2 separate regions of the Homo sapiens genome follow, and region 1 is linked to region 2. The links are chromatin contacts, found by Hi-C or POLR2A ChIA-PET in ENCODE. All regions are on one chromosome and are shown on one strand. The core of a region is the stretch at or near the end of the contact, and the rest is flanking DNA. Distances in the headings are between cores, read along the strand shown. Region 1 has its middle 7.4 kb from the start of AADACL4. Region 2 has its middle 15 kb from the start of LINC02766.

Region 1 (3,531 bases), core at 466-2,965, 96 kb after region 2:
GGCTATCTGGGGGCCAGGCATGTTCAACATGGAGGCCACATGTGCAGTAAAGAAGCAGACAATGCGGCGCTGGCCAGGTGGAGACCCCAACTGTATAACAAAAGATTAGGGTGGGATGGCCAGCTTCTTCGTGCGCTATGTAAAGGGAACACCTGGTCCAACCAATCCTCTGCGCCCTATGTAAATCAGACACCGCCTCCTCAAGCTCATCTACAAAACCGACCGCATCTCGCTGCAAACTGGGAGGGAGCTTTTCCCTTTTGCCTATTAAACTTCCACCCTTAAACTCACTCCTTGCGTGTGTGCATCCTTAAGTTCCTTGGCGTGAGGCAACGAACCTGGGGTATTACCCCAGGCAAATGATGCCGCTTCAGAAGGATTCCCCTAGAACCTCTGGAGGGACTGTGGCCCTGCCCACCCCTTGATTTTGGACTTCCAGCCTCCAGAATTGTGAGAGAATGCATCTATGTCATTTTAAGCCACCGAGTTTGTGATCATTTGCTCCGCATCAACAGGACACGGATATTCCTCCTTCTTCACTTAAACAGCGCCTCACCTGGAGCATAGTTCTTAATGCCCCTGGGCCTTGGCTTCCACATCTGTGAAATGGGGACAGCTGGAGTGCCTACATCAGGGGTGTGTGAGGGCTTCTTGATAAGAGTCAGGGGTAGAGCTCTCAGAGGGAGGCTTGGCACCCCCTAAGTGCCCCTTGCCGGGCAGTGAGCCCCACACACTAGTTCTATCCTCCTGCAGGGGCACAAGGGGACATTAGAAAACCCAGCCTCAAGGTCTGGCTTGTCACAGCTAAGACAGGACCTCGGCTAGTCACGGGTTGTCAAGGCTGTCTTATGGGAAATGGTGCGGATGACTCCACCTCTATTACGTCTTTTTTTTTTTTTTTTTTTTGACGGAGTCTTGCTCTGTCCCCAGGCTGGAGTGCAGTGGTGCGATCTTGGCTCACTGCAACCTCCGCCTCCTGGGTTCAAGTGATTCTCCTGCCTCAGCCTCCTGAGTAGCTGGGACTACAGGCGTGTGCCACCACACCCGGCTAATTTTTGTATTTTTAGTAGAGACGGGATTTCACCATGTTGGCCAGGATAATCTCGATCTCTTGACCTTGTGATCCGCCTGCCTTGGTCTCCCAAAGTGCTGGGATTACAGGCGTGAGCCACCACACCCGGCCCCGTGATGTCATTTTTAACCCTGTTAGTTAGAGGGAAGGCGAATCTCACGGTGGCCAGACACAGCCCCTGGGGTGGGCTCCCTGGTTTAGAGTCCAGTTCTGCCACCCACTTGCTGTGTGCCCGTGGGCAAGTCACTTCACTTCTTCCTACCTTGGTTTCCTGCTGTAAAATGGGTACAGTGTCCATTACGCCACTACCCCTTCGTGTTTACTGACGCTTAGACCAGTGCTGGAAAATGCCACATGGTCATGAAATAGATGTCAGGCTCCTGACCAAGGTCATTCCTTTGAATTTGAAACCCAACCAAGTTTCTGCCTGAAAGGAAACTGCCTCTTCACCGCTGGCCCCCACCCTGCCTCCCAAGGGAAGCTTACACCCCAGGAAAGTCCTCTGGCTGAACATTGCTCAGCGGTTTACCAGCTAACGCTTCGGGAGGCTGGGGGGAGGTAGATGAGTACCTTGGCCCTTGCCCCTGCGTGCCTGGGTTTCTCCCACAGGAAGACAAACCCATCCTCCTGGTGTGAGTCCTCCCAGGCCTGGGATGGAAATGCTGCTTTGGCCCAAATATCAGGTCATATGGCCTGTTTTCTCAAGGGCTTCCCCCTTGAATTCTTGGAATTCTTGGCTAGCAGGGAGGGCTCCCAAGGGATCTGCTCCCAGGTCTGGGTTAGCTGGGCTGATTTACAGCATAGGGCACTGCCTGTGGCCTAGGGAATGGGATGGGGTGGGGAGAGGGCACTGAGGGTGGGGATTTCCACAGCTTGGTGAGGCCATGGGTGTTCTGGTGGGGGACCGGCCTCACCCCATCTTCCCCAGATAGCTTGGGGCTTCCTGGGGATGCCAAACACAGACAACTGCTGAGAAATGTTGGCTGTCACTCTTTCTCCCTCCTGCCCCTTCCAAGGTTGTGGACATAGCAGGATGGACTTTTTTTGCTGTAAGTGACAAAAGGGTAATTATGCGGTGAGCCGGCTGTGTGCTGGGTACAGGGAGGTTGATCTGCCACCCAGAACACCTTGTTTTTCCTCTCTGGACTCTGTTTTGGAACATTGGTTCAACCCCCCACCCCCCTCAGTTGTACTTTCTGTGTCTCCAGTTTTTAATTCCAGAAAGGCACAGCCTCCATAAGTTCAAGTCTGTCTGTCCATCCATCCATCTGTCAGACCTGATAAAAGAAAAACTTCAGCCAAATTAAATTTAAAGGAGTTTAATTGAGAAATGAATGATTCATGAATAAGGCAGCCCCCAGAATCATGGGAGATTCACAGAGACTCCAGTGGAGCCACGTGGTGGAAGAAGATTTCTTTTTTTTTTTTTTTTGAGATGGAGACTCCCTGTGACACCCAGACTGGAGTGCAATGGTGCCATCACTGTTCACTGCAATCTCCACCTCCCAGGTTCAAATGATTCTCCTGCCTCAGCCTCCCGAGTTGCTGAGACTACAGGTGCGTGCCACCACATCCAGCTAATTTTTGTATTTTTAGAAGAGACAAGGTTTCACCATATTGGCCAGGCTGGTCTCAAACTCCTGACCTCAAGTGATAAAAAAGCTCATCAACTAATTTTTTTTTTTTTTTTTTTTGAGATGGGGTCTCACTCTGTTGCCTAGGCTGGTCTCGAACTCCTAGGCTCAAACAATCCTGCCTCGGCCTCCCAAAGTGCCAGGATTACAGGCATGAGCCACCAATCTGGCCACGTGGTAGAAGATTTACAGACAAAAAAAAGGGAAGAGAGGTACAGAAATTGGCAGCGAGGTACCGAAACAGGATGGCCTTTGCCTTATTTGAACACAGTTTGAACACTTGGCAGGCTCTGAGTGGTTGAAGTTTGGCCGCTGGGATTGGCCAAGACTCAGTTATTGTTACAAGCGCATACTTCTATGTTAGGTTTTCAATCTTGTCTAACTATTAAGCTGGTTACAGTATGTCTACGGGGACTCAAATATGGAAGTATGGAGTCCTTCTCAGGCCATATTTAGTTTGCTTTAACAGACCTGAGAGGAGACAGGGCAGTGCTTGGGCTCTGGGCTGAGCCCTTCTACCTCTGGCTCTATGAATGTGGGCGAGTGAGTCTGGCATTCTGGGGCTTGGTATCCTCATCTGTGAAGTAGGGATCACGCCAGTACCTTCCTCTAGGGTGTTGCAGACATTGAACAAATTCCTACAGGTAAGGCACTTCACAGCTGTGCCTGGGCCATTGCAGACACTTAACCAATGTTGGACTTAGTTATTTTTGTTGCCGTTATTGTTACATTGGAATATGGGAACCTGTATGAAATTAACACACAGCCTCACACACTTGCTAGAAACCTCTTTCCCTTTGGGAATGATCTTGGGAAAGTGAGGCA
Region 2 (3,574 bases), core at 655-3,154:
CAGGAATGCTGATCTTTCCTTAAGAGAGCAAGATAAAAACCTCTATTGTGTTTGAGTTACTAAATGTTTGGGAGTCTATTACAGTTTAGCCACTTATCTTAGACACATGTAAAGCAAGGGTAATAGTTATATCATCCCTACAGGGCTATCAGGGGAATTAAATAAGCTATAATTGCTTAGAACAATGCTTGGCATAAGTTCTTAAGCAATGGTAACAATTATTATTATTATTACTATTATTATTGAGACAGTCTCAGTCTGTCTCCCAGTCTGGAGTGCAGTGGTGCAATCTCAGCTCATTGCAACCTCTGCTTCCTGTGCTCAAGTGATCTTCCCACCTCAGCTTCCCGAGTAGCTGGGACTACAGGCACACGTCACCATGCCTGGCTAATTTTTTGTAGAGACAGGGTTTTGCCATGTTGCCCAGGCTGGTCTTGAACTCCTGGCAGATCCTCAAGTGATCTCCCTGCCTTGGCCTCACAAAGTGCTGGAATTACAGGTGTGAGTCACTGCACCCGGTCCAATTATTATTTTTATTTAATATGTAAAATTAATATGAAAGCATACTATTAATTATGTTTTTGCGAATGCCTTGTTATAGACTTTGAGGGGTTCTTCCAGAGAGTTGAAGAATTGTGGAGTGTGTGTGTGTGTGTGTGTGTGTGTGTGTGTGTGTGTATACATATATATATAGAGAGAGAGAGAGAATTCCAGCCACCTCACCCCACACCCCAAGAGGCTGCTGATCCACTTGCCCTCCAGGCAGAGTGCCCAGGAGAAAAGAGAGCTGGTTCCTGACTTGCTTTAGGATGGGGCAGACGTTCCTCTGTGCCATGTTCCAGGCCAAAACCTTATGAAGGCCTAGCACCTTCACTCATGTGCTTTTGGGAGCCCCAAGTCACTGAATAGTCTGGCTACCCTGCAGGACAGACCACATGGAGAGGCCATGTAAGACAGGGAGAGAGGCCCCGAGACTCCACAGGGACAGAGAGACAGGCACAGCCATCCTCGTGAACCAGGTGTCCCAGCCTTCTGGGTGTCCCCACAAAGATGCCACATGCCTGAGCCATGTTGAACCCTTCAGCCCAGAAGAGCCCCAGCAAACAGCCCCTCCAGCCACCACCCCAGCAGATGATGGAGCAGATGATTCACCTAGCTGAGCCCTGTCCACCCTCAGGTTCAAACAAGATCATCAAATGGCTGGGTGTTTTTTTGTTTGGTTGGTTTGGTTTGGTTTTTTGAGAGAGGGTCTTGCTCTGTGGCCCAGGCTAGAGTGCAAGTGACTCAGTGCAGCCTTGAACTCCTGGACTCAAGTGATCTTCCTGCCTCAGCCTCCTGAGTGGCTGGGACTACAGGTGTGCCCCATTAATCCAGCTAATTTTTATATTTTTTGATAGAGGTGGGATCTCACTATGTTGGCCAGGCTGGTCTCGAACTCCTGACCTCAAGCAATCCTCCCACTTTGGTCTCTCAAAGTGCTAGTTTTACAGACATGAGTCACCATGCCTGGAGATAATTGTTTTAAGCCATAAAGTTTTGGGGTGGTTTGTGACGTTGCCACAACAGCAAGCCGAGCCTGCCCGTGTGAGCAGGAGGTGGGTGGGTACTTGCTGCTTTGAATTTCCCTTCCAGTTGGGGGAGCTGGAAATTCAAAGTCGCAAGTACCCACCCCACCCGCTGCTCACATACGCAGGCTTGGGAAGGAACGGAACACCAAGGGCCGGCTGCTTGGGTGTGTTGCAACCAGACGCCCGCAGGCCTTGGATGGATGGAATTCTCCAGGCATCCGTGGTGGGGGGACCGGCTCCTGCCCCCTTGGCCGAGAGGGCTGAGCTCACTCAGCGTCTCCATTCCTCTTCTTGATTGGCACTTTAATGAGGGCAGAAGGGGCTGACCCCCTGCCAGGGGACCGGTTCATGCCCCGTTTATCTCACAGCCCGAGTCAGACTAAAACAACATCGCAGGCCGAGCGGCCAGGAGCCAGCAGGGCCGGGAGCCCCCGCCCTCGGTGATGGATTGAGTGACCGCGGCGAGTTGGCAGCTGAAGTGTGTGGTGGCCGCACCGTCCTGTCAGCCTGCAACAAAGGAGGCCGGCCTGGCCCGGCCCTCACGCCAAACGGCTCCCCTCCCAGGGACAGCTCCGAAGGCTGCCTTTCCCTCCACCCTCCCCCAACTCCAACGCCAAGTTCCCAGAGGCAGGCTGAGGCCAGAGCCCAGTGTGCGGGGAGGGGCACTGTCCTGGGGTCCTGGGTGCGGTGCATGGGGGTGGGAAATCCTGGGCTTGCAGGCGGAGCTGGTGCTGAGAACGTCCTCTCGGGCTCCTGGCTTCAGGGCCCAGCACTGGACCCTTCCTGACGGTGCAGAGGAGGGGCTCCCTGGTCCAGCAATCCCTGAAGGATCCCAGCTGGGCCTTTTACTTGCTGTGCAACCTTGAGTGAGTTTGTCAACCTCTCTGAACCTCTCCTCATCTGTCAGAGGCGAATCCTGCTTATAACTACATCCCTGGGTTCTTTTGAGGATGAAATGAGACTTGCTGGCAGAGCCTCCCTTCCAGAAAGCAGGCTCCTACACGTGAGGCCTCGGTTTACCTGGGCGGTACTGACCATCTCCCCAGTGCCCCTGCCTGGGTTGAATGACTCTGAGAGGAGCCACTGGTGGTAAAGAACCCCCCAACTCCCGCTGTCAGGAATTGTCACCAGCTGCCACCATAAGTACCACAGCGCTGCAGCTTAGGGGTAGACCCCTTTTTACACATGGAGAAACTGAAGCTCAGAGACGTAAATGTGCCCAGTGTCCTGCAGAGAGTGAGACAGGTCAGGGACGCCAACCCAGAGCTGCCTGGCTCCGAAGTCTATGCGGCTGCTCCCAAGGCCCTGAGCTGTGGGCTGGAATTTCCCTGTAAGGACAGGGTCGTAAGTGACAGCCCCCAGTGCTCGCAGAGGCAAAGGGCCAGAGCCTGATTTGCAACGTGCGCCTCGACAGCCATGAAGTGCTCCAGGGGGGCAGCCTTTCCCATGCCTTCCTGGGGCCACAGAGTGCAGTTGAGCTCAGCAGCTTGGAGGAGGTGCAGGGGGCCGGCCTCAGCCCCTGGGTCTCCAGGTGTGGGGACCTACATCAGGAACAGGACAGTCTTTGCAGTCCCAGCTGCTCTGTCCCCAGAGCTGGGGAGGGGAGAAGACAGAGCTGGACAAATGGCTCATCAGATCCCAGAGAGCCCTGGAAGGGGAGGAAGGGGCCTTCCCGGGCCTTGTCTGGATAGCTCAGTCCTCCCAGGAGGGGAAGAAACCAGCCTCCGCTTGCAGATTTCACCTCCCTGTGAACTCCCAAAGGGCGGGAGGCCAAGCCGCAGCTGAGGTCAGAGAAAGTAGCAGGGTGACCGTGGGGCTCCACGTGGCCCTCCCTCACTCTCTGCCACGGGCCCTCCAAAAACAGGCTTCTGCCCCTCAGCGCCTCCAACAGCCTTTCCCCACCACCAGACAAAAGATGAGCTGAGCTGCCCAGCTGGTGGATCAGGGCTCTGAGGGTGGGCTAAACCAGTAGAGGCTTCCCCCAAACTCTGATTCACCAGACGAGG

The links. Hi-C counts contacts between places; a loop is a spot of excess contacts on that map. ChIA-PET counts read pairs that join two places held with the same protein, here RNA polymerase II (POLR2A). Pooled maps may share reads with other maps.
Region 1: a map of CD8-positive, alpha-beta T cell shows a loop between it and region 2 (2.8-fold over the local background). The contact joins two enhancer-like sites. A Hi-C loop is called at or near these places in 2 of 168 maps with a recorded cell type or tissue (CD8-positive, alpha-beta T cell and psoas muscle) and 1 of 50 pooled maps. POLR2A ChIA-PET finds 5 or more read pairs at or near these places in 1 of 52 experiments (HEK293T).

What each region holds. Positions count from the first base shown.
Region 1 is chr1:12,634,941-12,638,471 of GRCh38, forward strand. No RefSeq gene overlaps it. Among named protein-coding and RNA genes, the nearest start is that of AADACL4, 7.4 kb to the right of the region's middle. Within about 2 kb of position 1,716, at least 9 of the 41 ENCODE cell types and tissues checked have a DNase peak (open chromatin) inside an H3K27ac peak, as active enhancers do; they include psoas muscle, where a contact is called at or near this core.
Region 2 is chr1:12,538,412-12,541,985 of GRCh38, forward strand. No RefSeq gene overlaps it. Among named protein-coding and RNA genes, the nearest start is that of LINC02766, 15 kb to the left of the region's middle. RefSeq lists enhancers at 1,941-2,589, 3,152-3,446. Within about 2 kb of position 1,905, at least 23 of the 41 ENCODE cell types and tissues checked have a DNase peak (open chromatin) inside an H3K27ac peak, as active enhancers do; they include psoas muscle, where a contact is called at or near this core.